Regions from separate parts of the Homo sapiens genome. Here region 2 is linked to region 1. Evidence: read pairs that join two places in POLR2A ChIA-PET (ENCODE). Cell type or tissue: MCF 10A. All regions are shown on one strand. Links, peaks and the distances in the headings refer to the core of each region. The heading gives the core; the rest is flanking DNA.

What was found. Peaks named below come from ENCODE experiments on the same cell type or tissue, not always from the same donor. Only the 100,000 strongest peaks of a DNase experiment are listed, where the experiment ranks them.
Region 2: POLR2A ChIA-PET joins it to region 1 with 5 read pairs; 2 of 35 experiments call an interaction of 5 or more read pairs at or near these places.

The regions. Positions count from the first base shown.
Region 1 is chr10:114,773,845-114,785,015 of GRCh38, forward strand. It overlaps LOC101927692 (a long non-coding RNA gene), which reads left to right. Exons shown (of 3, transcript NR_120628.1): 2 at 2,098-2,317; 3 at 4,107-6,059. It also overlaps a transcript of ABLIM1 not described here. Among named protein-coding and RNA genes, the nearest start is that of FHIP2A, 42 kb to the right of the region's middle. In MCF 10A, for the core only: no CTCF peak of the experiment used is centred there; a DNase peak (open chromatin) is centred at 6,197.
Region 2 is chr10:114,968,837-114,980,007 of GRCh38, forward strand. TRUB1 (TruB pseudouridine synthase family member 1) reads left to right here. Exons shown (of 8, transcript NM_139169.5): 5 at 1,532-1,604; 6 at 3,299-3,438; 7 at 5,493-5,549; 8 at 6,287-8,840. The coding sequence ends at 6,543. It also overlaps the pseudogene RNU6-1121P. Among named protein-coding and RNA genes, the nearest start is that of LINC02626, 20 kb to the right of the region's middle. In MCF 10A, for the core only: no CTCF peak of the experiment used is centred there; no DNase peak of the experiment used is centred there.

The DNA of each region.
Region 1 (11,171 bases), core at 3,793-7,792:
ATATATAAATATATATGTAAATATATAAATATATTTATGTAGAGTAAAATGACCACCATTAAAAAGTATGAGATAGAAGCAAGAATGAGGAAAAAAGAAATTTGTTTACATAGAAATAAATCCAACTAAATATCAATACATTTGAAATGAAGAACTAGGATAAAATGTGGTTCTTTGAAAAGAATTAACAAAATGAATGACCTTTAGTGAAACTAAGAAAAAAAAGAAAGAATAAATAAAGAGTATTAGAAAGACACCCTTAACTACAGTTAGAAGAGAGATTTAAATGAGATTATAAACTGGAATTCTGCTTTTGGCCATGATGAAGTAATAATTAGACTTGTCTTCCCAAATCAAACAACAAAACTGAAAAAAATACATGAAACAACTATTTTTAGTTATTGGACAACAGGCAGCCCAGGACAGTGGTTCTTGAGAAAACAGAAGCAAATAAAGTGAGTCCTATGAATGCCATGGCTTCTGACTAGAGGAAACTCCCAGGCTACAGGTGGAGGGAGGAGAAACCCAGACAGAGCTCAGTGGTCTCACTGAGTTTAGGAGAAAACAAGCATGGTCCCGAGAGGCCATGGTGGATGGAAGTTGTGGGATAAGTGCCCAGAGGAAACTATGTGGAGAAAGAGCTACAGGAATCTACAGAAGAGTGTTCTTGAGACCTTACTGATTCCTAAGCTGCACATATACCGGGTGAAGTTCCACGAGGATAGGTAAAATGAACAAATATTTGAAAGCTGCCCATTGGTAGGGCTCCTACAACTGAGAAAAAAGTTGGACTGAAAAACAAGAGACAGAGTTAAACAGAGTAATAAGTAATCTAGTCCAAAGCCAGGGCAGAATGTGAAACTTGGAAGGACCTCTAACCTAGACATGAGGGCTAGGGGCAGCATTTGGTAGAGCAGAGCAGAGATGTTAAATATTTTAGATGTAGGCTCTGTCATAAAGGAAATCAGTACAAGGGAACCAAGGCGGAGATAAGAATGAATTCTAGTCCCTAGCAGAAGCCAGGGGAAAAAAAGTACTAGATGTCCAAAGATGCCCATGCCAGGAACTAGTTTCCTGAAACAAAACAAAAAACACAGGTGTATTGTCCGTTCTCACACTGCTATAACGATACTACCTGAGTCTGGGTAGTTTATAAAGGAAACAGGTTTAATTGACTCACATTTTGGATGACTGGGGAGGCCTCAGGAGACTTACAATCATGGAGGAAGGTGAAGAGGAAGCAAAGACCCTCTTCACATGGTGGCAGGAGAGGGAAAAATGCAAGCAGGGGAAATGCCAGACACTTATAAAACCATCAGATCTCATGAGAACTCACTATCACATGAACAGCATGGGGAAACCGCCCCCATGATCCAATCACCTCCCTCCCTCAAAATGTGGGGATTACAGGTCCCTCCCTCCACACGTGGGGATTACAATTCGAGATGAGATTTGGGTGGGGACACAGAACCAAACCATATCAATAGGGTATTTGAGCAGTTTGAGAATTAGATATGTGGGAGTTCAATGGAATATTTGAGGGATCAGGAGATGCAACTGGTTTATCCTAATCATCAAGGATTATTCCTCTGTTGCTGGATGGTGTCTCTTTAGTTCCAAGAGAGAGGTGAGGCATATTTTAGAAAATGACTGGATTATCATTCTGAATACCATAGATAGACCAGGAAGAGCACATTAGCCACAGTAAGTTCTCAGTGTTCTGCAGATGAATCTATGGGATTATTGAAGACACACGTTTTACAAGCCTTCTCAGTCATTTAGATACATCAAATCATAGTGAATGGAACCTACAACCTAGTGATGGCACTGATTCTTATATTATTGAACTGCTTCATTTAAATTCTTAAGTGACAAGCAGGATATATCATTTGTGACTGAACTCCAAATCTAACATTTGTAAGGCATGAAACATTTTTCTAACCACTAGGACATCAACACTATTTTACCCAAAAAAATCAGAAAAGAAGCATCTAATACAAATTATGTTCCTAATATATAGGCAGAGGGCTGTTGCTAATAGTCAATGGAATGCCAAACTCCTGATGGGATTACATTAACATTTTGATTTGATTGCAGATTAAAGCCAGTGAATAAAACTAAAGGTCACTTTAAAGGAGTATAAAGCTACAGTGGACATAACGTGGCATAGGTGATCTTGACACCACAGAACTGTGAAGCCTGCAATCCTACAATATAGAGGGGTATGAGGAAGACATCTCAGGATACTGAAGAGTGTTGCAGAGGACCCACAAATAGTCCTGAGCATGAGATGGTGGACAACAAACCCATTTTTGGTGTGGGTAAAATCATTAGCGACATCTTTTTCTTTTTTTTTTTTTCAGCAGTTTGAAGATGTGTCATTCCATTTATTTTTTCATAATTTCTGTTAAAAAGACTGCAGCTGCCCTTACTGTTGTACCTTTGAAGGTAAAGCATATTTTTTCCTTTGTTAAAAAACGTAGTTTTGGGCCGGGCGTGGTGGCTCATGCCTGTAATCCCAGCACTTTGGGAGGCTGAGGCAGGCAGATCACAAGGTCAGGGGTTTGAGACCAGCCTGCCCAACTTGGTGAAACCTCATCTCTACTAAAAATACAAAAATTAGCCGGGTGTGGTGGCACGTGCCTGTAGCCGCAGCTACTCGGGAGGCTGAGGCAGGAGAATCGCCTGAACCCAGGAGGCAGAGGTTGCAGTGAGCCTAGACTGTGCCACTGCACTCCAGCCTGGGCAATAGAGCAAGACTTAGTCTCAAAAAAAAAATAAAATGGATTTTTATAATACAGTCACGTTCTCCCTCTTTCATCCAGGCTGGAATGCAGTGGTGTGATCATAGCTCACTGGAACTTCACTCTCCTGAGCTCCCGCCTCAGCCTCCCAAGTAGCTTGGACTACAAGAATGCCAGCTATGGGATGCTCAACTAATTTTCCTTTTCCCTGTAGAGGCAGGGTCCAACTATGTTGCCTAGACTGATTTTGAACTTCTGACCTCAAATGATCCTGCCACCTTGGCCTCCCAAAGTGCTGGGATTACAGGTGTGAGCCATCACACCCAGCCTAAAATGTTTTTTAATTTTTGGTTTTCATCAGTTTGACTATGATATACCTATGTATAAGTTTCTTTTATTCTACTTAGGTTGCACTTGTCTTTTAAATCTTTTAAATATTTTTTCTGCCCCGTTCTCTATCCCCACCCTCTCCAATTATAAATATGTTAGACTGCTTGTCTATGCCCCACATGTCTCTTTTGCCCCATTTTTTTCTTCCATGATTTTTTCTGTTTCAATTTGGATCATTTTTATTGACCTGTCCTCAAATAGATTAACTCTTTCTTTGCTGTGTTCTGCCTGTAAAACTCACCCAAAGTGTTCTTAATTTCAGATAGTGTCCTTTTCATTTCTAAAATGTGTTTTTGATTCTTTCTAGTAGATTCTACCTCTGTTGAATTTCTCTCTCTTTTCATGTTTTTCCATATTTTTTCTATTTTGTTTAACTTATTAATCATAATTATTCTTAGAGTCCTTGTCAGTTAACTCAAGTATATCAACCATCTGTGGCTTTGCTCATATTGTCTGCTTTTTCTCTTGGTTATTGGCCATATTTTCCTGCCCCTTCACAAATTTTGTAATTTTAATTGCATGCCAAACATTGTATATAAAATAATTGAGGGTAACTGGCCATGTATTTATGGCAGGATGCCTCCTCCTAGTGGGACTTTGTCTCTTAAGTACCATGAAATTGGGATATTTCACTCTGCCTCTCTGGCCAAGTCTCCCAGCCTCCTGCATCACCCAAGCATCAGCATATGCTCCTGTGTGTTCAGTTCTACACTAGTTTATAATCTGTCAAGCCAGCCCCACGCAAGCACCAAGAGTCCCTCTAGTCAAGCATGATTCTTAGTCTTCACTCAGAACTGACAAAAATCCCCAGGGAGGAAAATGGCCAGAGATTGTCAGCTCCCTTAGGAAGTACTCCCCTCTCTCTGCAATGTTAGTTCATATGGTGTTCATTGTTTCCACAGCTCTCTCACTAAGGTCTCTCACTAAATCTTTTGCACTATGATTTTGGTAACTTATCCTTCTTTTTCTTAGGTGTTGCAGCAAGAGCGCTGGCCTGCCATGATCTGCTACATTCTACCTGGAAATACAAGTCAGAAGTCAGCCTGTCATATTTTTTCAAAAGGTGACTTGTCAAAATGAGACTTCTTTCATAAAATCAGTCTGGTTGGGCATGGTGGCTCACGCCTGTAATCCTAGCACTTTGGGAGGCTGAAGTAGGTGGATGGCTTGAGCCCAGGAGTTTGAGACCAGCCTGGGCAACATGGCAAAATCCCATCTCTACAAAAAATACAAAAATTAGCCGGGCATAGTGTCACACACCTGTGGTCCCAGCTACTCAGGAGACTGAGATGGGAGGATCACCTGAGCCCGGGAGGTTAAGGCTGCAGTGAGCCAGGATTGGGCCACTGCACTACAGCATGGGTGACAGAGTGAAATGCTGTCTCAAAAAACAACAACAAAAAATCTCTCAATCTGTCCAAATAGTTAGATTGTCTTCAGTAATCTTTCCATCGCGATCTTGCTTTGTTTCTACTACTACTCTGATGCTACATAATTAAGGTCACCAATCGTTGTCACTGTCTTTCCAAACCTGTTGTTCCTTACTTCCTCCGGCCATTCTTCCTTGTCCCCCTCCCATTCATCATCCAGACACACACACACACACACACACACACACACACACACACACACACATACATTTTAACAATACCAAACTCCTTGTAGTTCCCCTAAATGAATCATGTTGTTTCCCTTACCTGAAATGCCCAATCCCTTTTTTATTTTCATTGCTAACTCCTCTCATCTTTCCAGAGTGTTCACGTCTACCAGGAGTGTTCTTGTCCCTCCCATTCCTTTCTACTCTAGCTCCACTCACAGTTCTGTGTAATCCCATCTTGTGGACTAACCCGTGTTAAAAAGATTTGTTTGCTGATTTGATTCTTCCCTCCACTACACCCCCCCATAACACAAAATGAGTCCCTTAAAAGCAGAAATGTTGCCTCACTGGTCTCCAGCACCCAGTGGAGTATTTGGTATGAATGTCGGTCGAACTGTACTCTCTCCAGTGTGCATTTTGTTCCAGGAAGACTAGGTAATAGCAGGAGCATTAGAAGCCTCATCTTCAGGGCTGTTTGACATTGATTTTTTAAAAAATACATTTCCTGAGGTCTCACTAGTGCCAGAATATGAAAAAAATAATCATTCTTCTCTGACTAAAGTGGAATCACCAGTGATTTATTCTCTCCTTAATCAGTAATACTAGCTAACATTTATATAGCCCTCACTAGGTCCCAAGCACTTTGAACATATCATCTTATTTCATGTCTATAACCACCTTCAGGTAGGCACTGTTGTTACCCTCCAATTTACAAAGGAGGAAACTGAAGTGCAGGGAGGTTAAGTAAGTGGCAAGCTAGAATCTGGATACAGGTTGTCTGGTTCCAGGGACCAGGCAGTTAGCCATTATGCTATGCGGCATGATTTCTTGCTTTCCTTGCCCTTTTTTCTTAAATGTTTAATTACATAAGTAGCATATCAATACATTTAAATTGTCAAAAATTCAGAAACAAAGCAAAAACTCACTACTATTTGATGGGTATCTTTCAAGATCTTTTTCTTTGTTTACATACATATATACATTATGTGTGTGTACATATACACAAAGAAATATGTATTTTTATGTAACTGGATTATGCCTTATTTTTCTATAGATTTGTTTTCATTTAACAATTTGTCTTAAAGGTCTTTTCATATCGATGCATATTGATCTATTTTATTCTTTGAATGTTGCATAGTATGGATATATTCCATAGAATGGGTGTAATATAGTTTAGGTAACCATTTTTCTTTTGCGAGTCATTTATGTTGTTTCTGATTTCACTGTTACAAACCAGGCTGCACTGAGTATCCTTGAACATGTCTCTTCACATTCATGCAACTATACGTCTAGGAAAGATCCTCAGAAATAAAATTGTTGGGATGAAGTTTGTGTTGACTTTTTTTTTTTTAATGGTGACTCACATCCTGCCTTCCAGGGAGGCTGTGGCTTTTATTGTTTCATCATTCACATATTAAAAGGGTTGTGTACACTTGGTTGAATTTATGGCAGAGTAAAAAATCATAATAAAATAAATAAAAGGGCTGTGGCTGGAGGTTTTCCAGGAAATCAACTCTCTATAAAAGCACTGCTCACACCCTAACATGCCAAGGAAAGCAAAGGCCTTCTCTCTTCTCCACCTCATCTTTAGGAAAAAGGAATTTTGGCCTGAGTTGCAGAATAAACAGTGTCCTTGAGAGCATACAGTGGGATTCCTGAAAAAGAAGGTGGCAGGCAAGAGGAAGGTGAAACTTTCTGTGGGAAGAAATCAAGTGGCTCTGTCAAAAGACAAAATTACAACCCATTTAGTTAAAGATCTTAATAGGCTTTTATCGGTGACTCTTGAATCAGGCAACAACTCAATCTGTAAATGAGCTGAACAGAGAAGTTTGGCTTTATAGACAAAAAGGGCTGGGGAAGCAGACATAGAGAACAAAAAGTGGATTAGTCATTTTGAAGTTGCTTTCTTCCTAAAGGTTAAAGCAGAGGGGACTTCCTTATCATGCCGGGTAAAACTGGCCTGTTTGGGGATTTGGCTCTCTCTCTCTCCCTGCCACCCCCAACCCCCTGATTCCTTGGAAGTTCAGATAAACACCTTGGTTTTGGTTTGGTGGTGTGAAACTTCAGCAGGAATTATTCCATTTTGCTTTGGTCTGTTGGGCCCAGTGCAGGAGCTCAGTACAAACCAACGGCCTCCTATCAATTTTCCTTCACAGGTCAAAGCTTTCTTACTTCTCTTAGGTTGTTCTTTTCTATGTTTTTTGACTGCATGGTAAAACAAGGCCTAGGAGTTTGAGCCCTTACCCCTGAAAGACCACAGTGGACAGGGCAGGTTCAAGGTTAAAAGATCATGGAGTTCAGGAAAATTTTGTTCTAAGTCCTTAAGGGAGACCAAGAGACTGGAGAGGGTGAGACTACAGGTTTGGGAAGAAGTAGAAAGCAATTGCCTGGAGGGGGCTCCTTGAGCAGAAATCCTCAAGGCTACAAAAAGGTCACTCTGGTAGCCCCGTGGTTGTTAGGGGCAACAGAATCACTTCTCCTGAGAAACAACCAACAAGTATTTGAATAAATGTCTTGCCTTTAATGGTTTTAAAATTTGATGCCAGTACTAATGTTATATAAGTTGTGTATTGTTTGTGTGTACTCTTCTTAGTATTGTAAAGTGATGCTACTCCCTAAATCACCCCCACTTAAAAAAATATAATGGGCCGGGTGCAGTGGCTTAAGTCTGTAATCCCAGCATTTTGGGAGGCCTAGCTGGGCATATCGCTTAAGCTCAGGACTTAAAGACCAGCCTGGGCAACATGGTGAAACCCCATCTCTACCAAAAATACAAAAATTAGCTGGGCGTGGTGGTGCACGTCTGTGATCCTAGCTACCTGGGAAGCTAAGGCAGGAGGATCACTTGAGCCTGGGAGGTGGAGGTTGCAGTGAGCCGAGATCATGCCACTGCACCCCAGCCTGGGTGATGGAGTGAGACCCTGTCTCAAAAAAAGAAAAAAAAAGAAAAATATGTGTGTGTATATATATCTATATATGTGTGTGTGTGTGTGTATGTATATGTGTGTGTGAATATGTGTGTATATATGTATATATGTGTGTGTATATACATATATATGCACGTGTGTGTGTGTATATATATATGCGTGTATATATATATATATATATATATAATTAATGCACCATCCTTCTACTTGCCCTAGGTGCTCTAATGATTGAAAAGGTTTATTTTTAATAAAGATTAAAGTTGCAGAACTCTCTGATATCAAACTGACTAAATTTAGAAGCATATAACAAGAGCCTTATTAGTATCACAGTCTGACCAATTAAATTGCCAAAATCTAAACATGCTCTTTCTGTATCTGTTTGATCAGGAAAAACAAAAGGCACTGTGGTCTGATAGTTTTATTAGTGCTCTTGTCTTTTATCCTATTTGGATCTCCATAAATGTTTCAATTCCTACCAGCAAGATTCACTCCTTTCTTTACTAGTATATTCTTAATAAACCAAAGCATAAAAACTAGGGATGTTCTGCTTAAATCAGGTTACCCATCTGTGATACTAGGAAGTGAGAATATCCTGAGCTTTAACACAGCCACCTTCCAGACACAAGTCTTCATTTAGGAACTACAGAATGCTATAAATTAAATTAAAGTGAAAAATAGTAGCAAAAAAAATTCTGATTTAACATATACCCTGCACCAGGCCTCATGCTAAGAACTTTTTAATACTTTTTCATTATTTATTCCTATTAGATAAATCCTTAGGAATCTTATAGATTCATTTATTCATTCAATCAGGAAATAAACAAGGGGCTGGAATAAAGAACAACAGAAAAGGCAGATTTAAATTGATTGGGTAATTAAGGGAACACAAGGAACTACCCACAGAAAGAGCAAGGAAAAGATCATTTCAGACTAGGGGTGTACATTCAAAAGCTATACGTGAGATGGAGGGCAAGCCTGACACGTTCAGAGACTGGAAAGCCAAAGGCTTGAACAGAACATACATGAGCTTAAATAATCACACTTCAAAAGTTGGAGAGATAAGCAGAGACCAGTTCGAAAACCTGAAATTTGTTTTTTAAACTAAATGTAATGAAAGATCATTTAAAGACTTTAAGCAGACAAATGGTGTGATCTCCACATTTTATGATCAATTTTTACTGCTACATGGAGAATGGATTCGAGGGGAAGAAGAATTGAAGTTCAGAGATTAGTTTGGAGCTGTTACAGTAATTGGGCTGAAAGATGATGGTAGCCCAAAATGTGATGGGAATAAAGCTGAAGAAAAAAAATAAGAAGAATAAGATATTTTGGAGGTAGAATTGACAGGATTTGCCGATGGATTAGACATGAGGCTGAGGAATAGGGAAGAACCATGGATGATGCTTAGGTTTCCGGCTTCAGTGATCAAGTATATTGCAGTTCCGTTTCCTGAAATGGAGGATGCTGGGATGGGGAAGATAAGAAAGGGAAAGGTTTGGCCAGGCACGGTGGCTCACGCCTGTAATCCCAGAACTTTGGGAGGCCGAGGCAGATGGATCACTTGATGTCAGGTGTTCAAGACCAGCCTGGCCAACATAGTGAAACCCTGTCTCTACTACAAATACAAAAATTAGCTGGGTGTGGTGGTGGGTGCCTGTAATCCCAGCTACTTGGAAGGCTGAGGCAGGAGAATTGCTTGAACCTGGGAGGCAGAGGTTGCAGTGAGCCAAGATTGCACCCCAGCCTGGGCAACAGAGTGAGACTCCGTCTCAAAAATAAATAAATAAATAAATAAACATAAAAACTAAAAAAAATAAAAGAGAGAGAAAAAGAAAGGGAAAGGTTTTATGGAACTAAGTTTTGTCAGTGAGTTTGAGATGTCTGCTGTAAGATACCCAGTACAAGTTTAAATGAGTTGTTCCGTGTTTGAGTTTGAATCTTAGAGAGGTCTGGGCTACAGATACAAATCCAAAATTGATCCACATAGTGGTAGTATTTAAATCCATGGAAATTAGTGAGATCATTTATGGAGCTAGCGCATGAAAGGAAGAAGAAAAAGAAGAATGCTAACATGTAACGGTGGGATAGGGGAGTTAAGATAGAAAGAAAACCAGGAGTGGGTGGTATTGAATAAACAACAAAAATAGCATCTTGTGAAGGGAAAAGTGGTCACTTATCTCTCTCGGTGTGCAGGTAAATGTTTAGTATGTGGCTGTCAGGAAAAAAGGCCCTGATTTGTAGCATTTGCTGATTTTTGTGGTGTAAATACTGTCACTGTGGCTAATAATTTCAAGCTACCAACACTCCTTCACTGAACTTGGAAAGAAATGTTTGCAATAAGCTGTCCAGTATCACTCCTGCAGCGTGCCAGGGCAACACAGCTGCTGAGAGGGAGCATAAAATAAAGAAGGAAAATGTGCACTGAACTTGGCAACACGGAAGCTGTTAGTGACCTTCATGAGAGTCGTTTCTGGACAATGGGGACAGAAGCCAGATTGCAGTAGGTAGAGGAATGGAATGAGGGTAAGAAAGGACAATGCACACTTTTCTAAAGAAACGGATGGGCCGGGCGCAGTGGCTCACATCTGTAATCCCAGCACTTTGGGAGGCTGAGGGGGGCGGATCACAAGGTCAGGAGTTCTAGACAAGCCTGGCCAACATGGCAAAACCCCATCTCTACTAAAAATACAAAAATTAGCCAGGCTCGGTGGTGCGCACCTGTAGTCCCAGCTACTCCAGAGGCTGAGGCAGAAGAATTGCTTGAACCTGGGAGGCGGAAGTTGCAGTGAGCCGAGATCGTGCCACTGCACTCCAGCCTGGGCAACAGAGCAAGACTCTGTCTCAAAAAAAGAAAGAAAGAAAGAAAGAAAGAAAGAAATGGGCCGGGCATGGTAGCTCACGCCTGTAATCCTAGCACTTTGGGAGGCCAAGGTGGGTGGATCACTTGAGGTCAGGAGTTCAAAATCAGGCTGGTCAACATGGTGAAATCCCATCTCTACTACAAATACAAAAAAATGAGCTGGGCGTGGTGGCGGGCGCCTGTAATCCCAGCTATTCGGGAGGCTGAGGCAGGAGAATTGCTTGAACCCGGGAGGCAGAGGTTGCAGTGAGCTGAGATCCAGCCACTGCACTCCAGCCTGGGCAACAGAGGGAGACTCACCTCAAAAAAAAAAAAAAAAAAGAAAAAGAAAAAAAAAAAAAAATGGATGGTAGCTGGAGAAGGAAGACAAGTCAAAATTTGAAATAAACTCAGTGAGATTAAGAGGTTTACTGCAACGTGCACTGAATAAGTGGAGAGGGTAGAATCTGAACCCAGATTTGTTTGATTCCAAAACATATGCCTTATTATGACTTTCCTGGACCATAAAGGAAAAAAAATGTCATAAGCTACCTAAACATTGAATTGCAGATGATTTTTCTATTTACCCTTTTCTGTGTTTTCTAATTTTTTCATTGAGACTAATTTACTTTCATATTCATAAAATGATTAATAGATCTTATACTTGCAGAGTA
Region 2 (11,171 bases), core at 4,533-8,532, 200 kb after region 1:
AGAATAATTCAAAGCATACTTGTTTTTATTTAATATTGTTCAAATAAATTCAAATTTAATACACATATACCAGAATAAAAAGTTTAGATAAATTTTCTACAAAATGGTAAAACCACTGAAATTTCTTACCATTGGCTGTGAACTAAACAGATTATAGAATATTTCTGTGATTTAGTTTATTACTAAATAGGAAATATGTATGAAGACATCTTTGAGTATGAAAATTCTAAATTTCAGTATATCATAGATTTTAGTTTTTAAAATTATAGAACTGTATTTTTTGTCTTTTTTTTTTTTTTTAAATATGGAACACGGTCAGGTACAGTGGCTCACACCTGTAATCCCAGCACTTTGGGAGGCTGAGGCAGGAGGATCACCTGAGGTCAGGAGTTTGAGACCAGCCTGACCAACATGGTGAAACCCAGCCTCTACTAAAAAATACAAAAAGTAGGCATGTGTGGTTGTGCACGCCTGTAATCCCAGCTGCTTGGGAGGCTGAGACACTAGAATCGCTTGAACCCAGGAGGCAGAGGTTGCAGTGAGCCAAGATCACACCACTGCACTCCAGCCTGGGCAACAGATTGAGACCTGTCTCAAAAAAAAAAAAAATAGATAAATAAAAATAAAATATGGAACACTTCACTAATTTGCATGTCACCCTCGCTCAGGGGCCATGCTAGAACTCTACTTTAATATTGCATCATTTTGTTTGAAGCAATACCAAACAAAAGCTGAAAACATGATTAACAGATAGTAAAAGCTTTATGTATATGTCTTCATTCATATTTTCTAAAATCATTGTTTAAAAAATGCTTGTTTAGTAAGCATGCTAAAATCCTTGCTTATGTGTGTTTTTTTTTTTTTTGCACTGGCTTATTTTTGAGGCCGGCTGGGAGTGTTCATGTAAAACAAGAGAGAAATTCCAACAACAGAGAAGGGGGAGGCTGGGGCGGGGGGACAGATAAATGCAATTTTACTTGACAACAGAGTTGAATGTGAGTGTGTAAAATTTCTGCCATAACATAAAACAGATTTGAAATCTTACCAGGTAAAATTTAAAATGTGGATAATACTTGTTAAGTGCCACATTAAGTTATTTACAATATTTGATCCCTAGAGAAACTTAGAAAAGAACTTACGGGGATTATTTTGCTGCTTGTATTCTGATCACTTCATTATTAATTACTGCAGGATCATTTCTATAGCTAATGTGGGATTTTCCTCAGATCTTCTTAAGGCCATAGTCAGAACCAACTGAATATATATATAAGATGATTGCATTATTTTTATTGGAGAAAAATTGAAGCAAATGAAATTGTTTTAATAAAGAATATAAGACTTTCTCCCTCTTTTATCTTGTTAATGTATATTTTATTCTTTTTAACAAGGTAGAATTTTGGCTATAAAACATATACTGTAATATATGCTTTTGGAAAAAGTTTTAAATGAATTTTCAGGGCTGTTGGTGCTGTGAAAATAGTACATGTACTTCTGTGGTTGTTTTAGTGTCTTTTTTGTTGATTTTTGGCAGATAAAATAACACAAGAAGATATTGAAGGCATTCTACAGAAATTTACTGGAAATATAATGCAAGTGCCCCCCCTGTAAGTTCAATTAGTAAATTTGGAAAAATGTTTACTTTTCTTTTCCAATGGTTAACATCACTCTAGTTAAAATACACGAGTTTCCTCTTAGCATATGGCAAGGCAGGTTTTAAATCTGATGTGCCAAATGTTAAAGTGAAGGTGAGACAGGATGTGGAGCTTTTGACACTCTAAGAGGCAGTGGAATGTGGTCTTCTTTGTTTCTGAGTGTGGCCCCAGCCTGGCATCTGTGCTATTACAGTGTTTATTGGCTTTTCTGATTCTATCAACAGACATAAGGGCAGTTAAGGAGCCCAGAGATGTCTCTTTTCCTAGAACTGTTGTGAAGGGACCAGTCCCGTCTGGGAGGGAAGTCAGAGCTGTGAGTCAGAGTCCTAATGTGCACTGCATGTCAGGTGCTGGGACCATTCCTATTGGGCACAATCTTTTGCTTCACTATTCTCTGCAGCCAGCGAAACCGATGAGAGTTACAACTTATTAAAAATACAAGTATATTGCTTTACTGCTTGTCTTAGTTTGGGCTGCAGTAACAAAATAACATAAACTGGGTAGCTTATAAACAACAGAAATTTATTTCTCACCATTCTGGAGGCTGGGAAGTCAGGATCACAGTGCAGTGGGCTCAGCGTCGGGTGAAGGCCTGCTTTTTCACAGATGGCACCTTCTTACCGTATCCTCCTAGTAGAAGGGGCAAGGCAGCTCTCTGGAGCCTCCTTTATAAGCGTACTAATTTCTTTCATGAGGGCTGCGCCCTACGACCTAATTACCTCCCAGAAGACCCTACCTCCTAATATCAACACCTTGGGGGTTAGGATTTCAGCATATAAATTTGGAGGTTTGGCATTCAGATCATAATACCATGTAGCCATATTTTCGTGCACATTACCATTTCAAGCAAATTGCCTCTTTTGAAAAAAATGGCTGAATTGGTTATAGGATATGTCAGGGTAAGTTTCTGACTTTTTTTTTAGAATTTAGTATTTATTTTGTATTTAAAATCTTGAGTTTTTTTCAGGAACATTGAAATATCTCTGAGGAGACGCTTTTTAATGATTTTGCCTCAAATGTAAAAATTTAAAAATTTTAGCAAGATCTGCATAAACGTTATTTTGGATCATTGTTAAATTTATTTATATTTATGTATAAGAATTGTTTTAATATTTTCTGTGATTATTGCAAGGATTTTGTTTTCTAGTAAAATTTTATCACGAAAAGCTAAGATACGCTAAGTAGGTTATTTGCTTATTAGCTTCTTAGAAATGTTTTGGTAACTTATATAAAAATGAATATTATAGTAGAGATTGTTTCAAGGAAATATAGCTGAGAGTATTATGACCAGAGTCTACTAAATTCCTTGTGCCTTTTAACACAGAATGAGGACTAGTAAGGACAAGACATGAATACATTGTCTCTAGAAAGATGATTAAAGAATAAAATTGGTAACACTGCATATTGTGTGCCAGAATGAGGTTATATCAGCCTTAGAAATATTTAGAAACTCTATCCATGACAGCATTATGGAGTAGATTAGAATTAAAAATTCATTCATTTTTTAGAAGGATTTTCATTGTGAAGCACTGCCAGTCATCCTTCCTTTCCATGCTAAATCTGAAATTATCATCTCCCAATCCTTCCAAATCCCTCTCAATTCTTGCTCTCCTTTCCTTCCATTTCTCCTTCTCTCATCTCACAAGCTATTCTGCATTAAAGAAAGATGGACAAAGACTTTCGACTTTGATGAAGAGAGGTGAAGTCGTAGAAGCAAAACCTGCCAGGCCAGTGACTGTATACAGTATCTCCCTTCAAAAATTCCAGCCACCATTTTTCACATTAGGTAAGATGGAGAAATTTGAAATCATTTGTATTTACGTGTATTTTTAATTTGTATTTGGCTACTTTTGTGTCATTTTAATAGATCCGTAGGATGTTGGAGATTTTTTAAAATTTGAATTTAAGGAAAGTTAGGATTTCTTTATACCTTTTTTGGTAACACATTTAATGAGATACCTGTAGCTATATGGAGGTTCAGAAATGCGTTTCTAACTGGGCTGACTTTTTCATATATTGTACTATGTTATCTTACTAGAAAGTTGAAAGTAACATACTTTAGATCTCTATAGAGAAGAGTAGGTAAGGAGTGTATATACTTTTTAAATTTTAGGTTTTTATTATCTTTTGGATGCTTTTCCTCCCATTTTGGCTAGTACCTAATACATTCCGTTTTAGAACTGACATTAATTTTCCAATGAAAACAAAGCATTTTTAGTTTTTGGACAAGAAACCCCTCACTCCCTTCTTCACCACCTATCACTTACTATTAAAGATCCTGCAAATATGGAAAAACATGGGTAAGGCAGAAATGTATTCCTGAATACATGGTCACATTTTTAATTCAAGTTATGAATTTTAATTTCTAATATATATTTGAAATGTAAAGACTAAAAAGTTCATTTCTGTTGTTTGGAAATTTTATGATCTGGCTGCAGAAAGTTGTAAACATGTAAGATCTGTGAAGAATCCAAAGCCGTGGTTCTTAATCCTCAGACTCCTTTAAATTGAGCCTACCCTTAGTTTCACAGTGCACTGAATAGGATTCCGTTTAGAAATAATGTCCCCAAATCTTTTAATCTAAACTCTATTGCTTTTTTATTGGCATTATTGTTTTATCTGTGTTGTGTTTCTGCAGGATATGGTTTTGTACCATTAGAAAAAAAAAGTCACTTTGTTTCTTCATGTTCCTGCTTCTAAAATATTTGACAGATAATGAAAAAAACACACTTAGGAAGGTTGTGCTCCATTCCATGGAAATGAAGCAGCTGGTTTGACACAGTAGATATTCTCTATGAAAGCAAGAAAAAACTCAGATTTTTCAGATTGCATTTAAGTCAGAAATATTTTATTGACTAGGGAGAGTGTAACGGGCCAAAAGAGCTGTCTTTTCACTCAAGTCAAATATCACGCAAGAGTGCTAGCGCGCCTGCATTTCATCCCAGTGCCCACTTTCAATTTCAGCAGTGGCCCCCAACCATGAGCTGACTAAAGAAAGCAGGGGGTGATTAAAATCCCCAGGTGGTGAGTTTTGATTAATTCCCCCAAATGGCTTTATTTGTACCAGTAAGACTCGAAGCAGCTAGAATATAGTCCTTTTGTGTGGAAATGTGGCAGCTCTTTTCAGGAAGTCTTGCTGATGGATAAAAATAATGGAGAGCTCTGTTCTTAACCAATAAACTTGTGTTAGATTGTGTTAAGAAGATATTTAGATTTACATTCAGTTCTGGGACATTGTGCAATTTTAAGTTGTTTTATGATTTCTTCAGGAGTATTTCCAAGAGAACATTTAAATAAACTGAGTTCTTCATGTGTAGTACGGTACCCTAAACATAATTCTTGTCACTGTGAAAAGGGGTTTTTGGTTGGTTGGTTGGTTGGTTGTATTTTTTTTGAATGTACAAGTCAGAAAATATTTTAAAAATCTACCGCTCATGATGGCAAAGCTGCCATTTCTAACCATTTACAACCTATTAAATGAACAAGGCATATAAATCTGAAAATATTTTTTAAAATCTCAAGCTCATGATAGCAAAGCTGAGATTTCTAACTATTTAAAACCTATTAAATGAACAAGGCTGAAGTATTAAAGTGGTATGCCTTGCCAGTTAATTTAAAATGTGTTCATGAGTTTGTGCTGTTTGCTTTCTCCACACTCTGACTTTTCAGTCTCACAAACACATATGCTACTGGATGAATAATTTATGTTTTAGTGCATAAATATTTTATCACTCAATTGTTTGCATAGTGCATTTTTACATTTGTTTAGGGACATCATTTCTATGTAAAGTGGATTTCATAGGAGGTTAGCAATTTACTATGTCACTGTTAACATTCCAGATGTTGAATGTGGAGGAGGTTTTTATATCAGAAGCTTGGTCAGTGACATTGGAAAAGGTAAGCATAAAAATGAATTATGAATTATCATTTAGAGAATAATACTCCTTTTCAATTGGAAGAGGGAATTTTCCGTTTTTCTTATTTCTGAGTACTGGCCTTAGGAACTGAACTCTTGCTGCCTTCAGCTTTAAAAGCATTGTAGGTTTCTGGCTTGCAATTATCAGCCTCAGCAGCTGCAGTGAAATGTTTGTAATGGGAAAGAAGAGAAAGAGAGAACAGAAAACGAAGACAGGAATAATGAACGTAGGGCCAACATCTTTTCAAGTACAAAAGATTTTAACTCAAACTAGGGATCAAAAAAAAAAAAAGATTTAACCTTCTAAAAGTTATTTTCAAATTTTTTTAAACTGGAAGCCGTAGTCTTATAAACAGCCAGAAGGTTTCGGTTCTGGCTGTGCCATTTACTGGCAGTTGTCGCACTGGACAGGTCATATGATCTCATCTGTAAAGTGCGGCTAATCTTTACTCCATGGGGTTGGCTGCATGAGTTAAATAACAAAAATGTGTGCAAGTTCTTTGTTGATTTTAAAGCAGCTTATAAGGTGGATTATTAAGTATTATTTTGCTACTTAATCATTTCTTTATCTGAGGCCTCTTGGTTCTTATATTGGATTATTATACTTTTGGGTGGTTTTGAGAGATTTCAATTGAGTACGGTCATTTGAACAATTACAGACTATGAAATACTGAATCGTTTATCTTCTGGATTTTTTTTCTACCTTTTGTTGCCATAGAACTATCTTCCTGTGCCAATGTGCTAGAGCTGACCCGAACCAAACAGGGACCATTTACGCTAGAAGAACATGCCCTTCCTGAAGACAAATGGACAATTGATGACATTGCACAGTCTCTTGAGCATTGCTCATCTCTTTTCCCAGCAGAGTTGGCACTTAAAAAATCAAAACCTGAGTCTAATGAACAGGTTTTGAGCTGTGAATATATAACTCTAAATGAGCCAAAGAGAGAAGATGATGTAATTAAGACGTGTTGAGATTGGCCTGGGAATATCATCATTTTCTAGTTGACATTTGAATCCTGTGTGCAGATGCAGAATGACAAGCTGCATTCAAAAGACAAACAATATGTCTTTTTTTTTTTTGCATGAAGAAAAATGTCTATCATTTACAGTTTCAATAGCACATAATTTATTTTCTATGCATTATAAATGGCCTTGCAGTTGGCTCAGTTGTTTGTTGTGTTGTGAAATGTTTTAGGATTTTTTGTATTGTGAAAATATGAATATGATTGGATTCAGAAAAATTAACTTTCTGAATTTGATCTGTCTTCAGTCTTGTGAAAAAGTTGAACAAATTTCCTAATCAAAGAAAAAAGTATGAGCTCCATGTTTCTTTAGTTTCACAAAAATGACCATAATTTAGTGTTATTTTTACTTTATTTAGGCTTCCTGGTGGCTTCATTTTATTGAAATTCTTTAAATTGTTTAAAGTGGCCATTATTGATCTCTTTCTTCTGTTTTGGAGAGTTTATTATTAAAAACATTTCTTTGATAAAATGGCCATCATCTAGTAATACCTGTGTTTGTTTAGATCTTGGAAATGAATAAGCTTTGATAATATTTGTAAATGAACCAAATTATTACTGCTACCACTAACAGGTTGTAAATAGAAGACTAATACTTAATTAAAGTCACCTTCCTACCATTAGAGCAGAAGACAGCTCCTATAGTTTTGTATTTTGGCAGCTATGAGATATTTTCATGGTAATGTCAACATGGTCAAGCACTTTGTACCAAGTTATTAAGTAACATAATTTTTAAAATTTAAAGAATGTGTCTTCAACTAAAAACTTTATTCTTTAGCATTTATTTATATTTCTCTGTAGGGTGTTCCCTGTGACATTGTCTCTTTAGTTTGCTCTTTCAAGAGATACTTACAGATGTTGAGATGGCTGCCCTGCATTTCCAGCTAATCTCTTCTGCTCTAAATATTTAAAAACAGTTCTTCTCAAACATTTTCATTCAGATAGCTTTCTGAAAGTTCCCTATCCCTCTTTACCATAATTTTTTAAATGTAGCCACATTGTAATAGTAAACTTCATATATAATGAGTGCTTCATATTTTTGTTATGGGAAAGCAATATATTATGCAGCCAGTCTGTAGAAACATTCAGATCCCTCTTCCTTTACTCAAATACAGTTTCAAAAGGAAGACTCATGAGAAATTTCATAAAATACAAGTTTTTAGATGTTTATGCTTTGCCTTTCTTTTTAAAGGTGTTTTCCTGCTTTGTAGTCTCTAACTCTGAAATTTAAAATATGTAAACTAAAGTGGTTTTATTTGTGCTTAACCCAATTTAAACTCAATGTAAAATGTTATATATGCATCAGTACAGCATTTTCAACATATTGGCAACATATTTTAAATGAAAACACTAAAACAATTCTTAGTATGAGACAAAACTGTAAGGAAAAAGAGTGTTAATACCATGATGCATTAACATAAAATATCAAACACACAAAGTCATAAAATGAAAATTTACAGTTTTACCTGTTCATATCTAGTGCCCCACAGTGTGTGTCAACCAAAGGTGGCAGTGGCTACATCTGCCTGTTGGACTGGTACAGGTTACAATATGTCCTCTTCCATTGCAAATTAAAGTCCAAATAGAGAAATACTTAGGTTTTAGAACACATCAGAGGTATTTCTGCTGTATTTTTCACCTTAAAAATTGACACAGAGTTTACTAATAGAGGAGTAGAGATTGTTGACCATTTTTAAAAAACGATAGCCACTCTTTTTCTTTTATGTTTAAAACTGAAGTTTTGCCAAATGGGAAAATTACTGTTACCTCTACCATCTTAATGTAGTAACTTTAGAATTTAAATTTTTATATTACTATTTTCCTTTTTGTTGTTCACATAGTCTTAAGGCACCTATACTTTTAAATTGACTTTTTCATTTGATATTATCTATATGTATGTAGTTGTGATAATGATTATTTTAATTATATTACTTTATACTCTTAATTTATTTAGAGTATTTCTCTATTGCTGAATACTTAAGTAGTTTTAAATTTTATTATGATAAATTCCTGGGAGGGGGATTATTTAGTGAAATAATATGAAGAACTTTATGACTTATGTTTGCCTTATTGCATTCCCAAAGAGTTGTAACATTTTACAGTGTTACCATTTGAGTAGGGGTTTTATATGTTGTTGCTAATTTAGTAAACATAGGAGAGAAATCAAAGTTTTTCTGATTTGCTTTTATGTGATTTATCTGTATACTTTGTTCATTTATATAAATAAATGTCTTAATGGTTTCTATACATATTTGCATGAGTTATTTGTGTTGTAAATACCTGATAGAAGGATTTTTCACGGTCTGTTGTCCTTTTAGTTTTAATTTTCATTTTTGCTAACTAAATTTGCTAATTCTAATAACTCTTCCCCTTTTATCATTGTCAGATTAATAAGTATGAAAAATTTTAAATTTATTGAGACTTTAAAATCTTACTAACTCTCATAAGCAGTTGAAACTGAGATACTCTGAAAAGTTCAAGACTCATTCATAAAACAAATTAGTTTTCCCTGATAGTCTGGTATTTAAATACCAACTCAGTTTTTTTTTCATTTTTATCAAAATATTCAAGAAATTTCTGTGTCTTATATTTTTCTAGGTCTAAACCTTCATGACATGATAAAGTTGTTTTACTTGTAAGAAAACGATAAAAGATTTAAAAAATCCTGAAAATGTTTCAACCTGGAACATACCAAATCACTTCATTTTGACACTTTAAGTTTTTTATATTTGAAAAATAATGTCTTAAAAGTTGTTAAAAGTCATAGAATTATTTTATTTATAGTCTTAAAATCCAGGACCTTTATGTAATAGAAATTTGCTCTTTGCAAATTCAAAGTTTTGAAATGTGAATAAAGGCTAAACACAGTTTCCTCTACCTGTACTGACTAGATATTTTTTTCTTAAATACTTGAATTAAAACAAGCCATTGACTCATCATCAGAAATGAGTTACTGTATTAAATAAGAGTGCTTTGTATCAGATCTTCAGTACATTTTATGTCCCCTGACCAGTTTGAAATTTGTATCAGATTTACAATGAACATTTTGAGGTTCAATTAGATGGTGAATTGTTCTGTTTCAAAGAAAGTAAGTAATTTACCTTATATCATGATGTATACAATAGAAAGAGATGTGATTCAAAAGCACTGTAAAATGCCAAAACATTTAAATAGAGGAAACGATAATAGATATGAGGTTTATGCACTGAAATGAGTATAATGGCCTTGTAGTTAAATTTAAAGAGAGGGATTGTCTTGAAACCATTTCTTTCTCTAAGGTATGTATGGGCAGAGCTCTAGATTGTCCTAATTCTTCATTAAATACTATTTATTAAGCACATTTATTAAGGTGTTGAATCAGTAGTACCTTCATTTGTTAATGTGTGAGCTAAATTCTCTTTATGAATAGGAATATCTTCAGATTGCTGCTATAAATACTGATACCGGCCGGAAAGTTGAAGTTCGGGAATTATTTTGCTCTTCTTATCCTTAACCCTTAAAATGCAGCATATTAACTTTATTTCTGTCTTTACCGTTAGTCAACTTTTTGATCCTAGGTGAATCACTTAATCTCTTTAGGTCTCAAGTTTCCTTATCCTTACAACAAAGGAGACAGACTAGTCCATCTTGAAGAATCTCTCCAATGCTAAAATATTAGGCTTCCAAGTGTAGATAATTTGTGATTATTTTGCTTAGGAACTCATTCCTCATGAACTTGAACTTTTATATTTATCAGTTCTGGGGAATTCCCATCCTTCATTTCTTTGGATATTTCATCTCTTCCAGCTAGTAATCCTATTTAAGTCTTTTTGTTTTATTCTGTGTCTAATTACTCTTTCATATTTTCCATCTCTTTATCCCACTGTGCTGCATACTGGGGAATTTCCTCCAATCTTTTTTCCAGATAATGAATGCCTTTTTCTATTTTTATTTACTGTTTAACAATCATATATTTATTCCAATCACTCTTGTGTTTTATTTTTATTTATTTATTTATTTTGACACAGAGTCTCACTCTGTTGTCCAGGCTGGAGTGCAGTGGCGCAATCTTGGCTCACTGCAACCTCCGCCTCCCAGGTTCAAGTGATTCTCCTGCCTCAGCCTCCTGAGTAGCTGGGATTACAGACGTGCATCACCATGGCCAGCTAATTTTTTTATTTTTTATTTTTAGTAGAGACGAGGTTTCACCATGTTGGCCAGGCTGGTCTTAAACTCCTGACCTCAGGTGATCCTCTCTCCTCGGCCTCCCAAAGTGTTAGGATTACAGACATGAGTCACTGTGCCCCGGCCTTTTGTTTTTATTTCTACACCAGGTTTTTTTCCTCCAAAATCTGCCTCTTCTTTTTTCATGTGTTGTCTTAGTCTTTCATTAAGGTTTTAGTAAAAAAAATATTTTTTTTACTTTGGTATTTAATATACAGAAAGTCACACATAACTGTATAGCTTAGTGAATTTTCACAAACCAAACATGTCTATAATCAGCAACCAAGTCAAGAAACAGAACATCACTAAGCCCTCCAGAAGCCCCTACTGCTCCATCAAGATTATAGATTAGTATTTCATGTAACAATATAGATT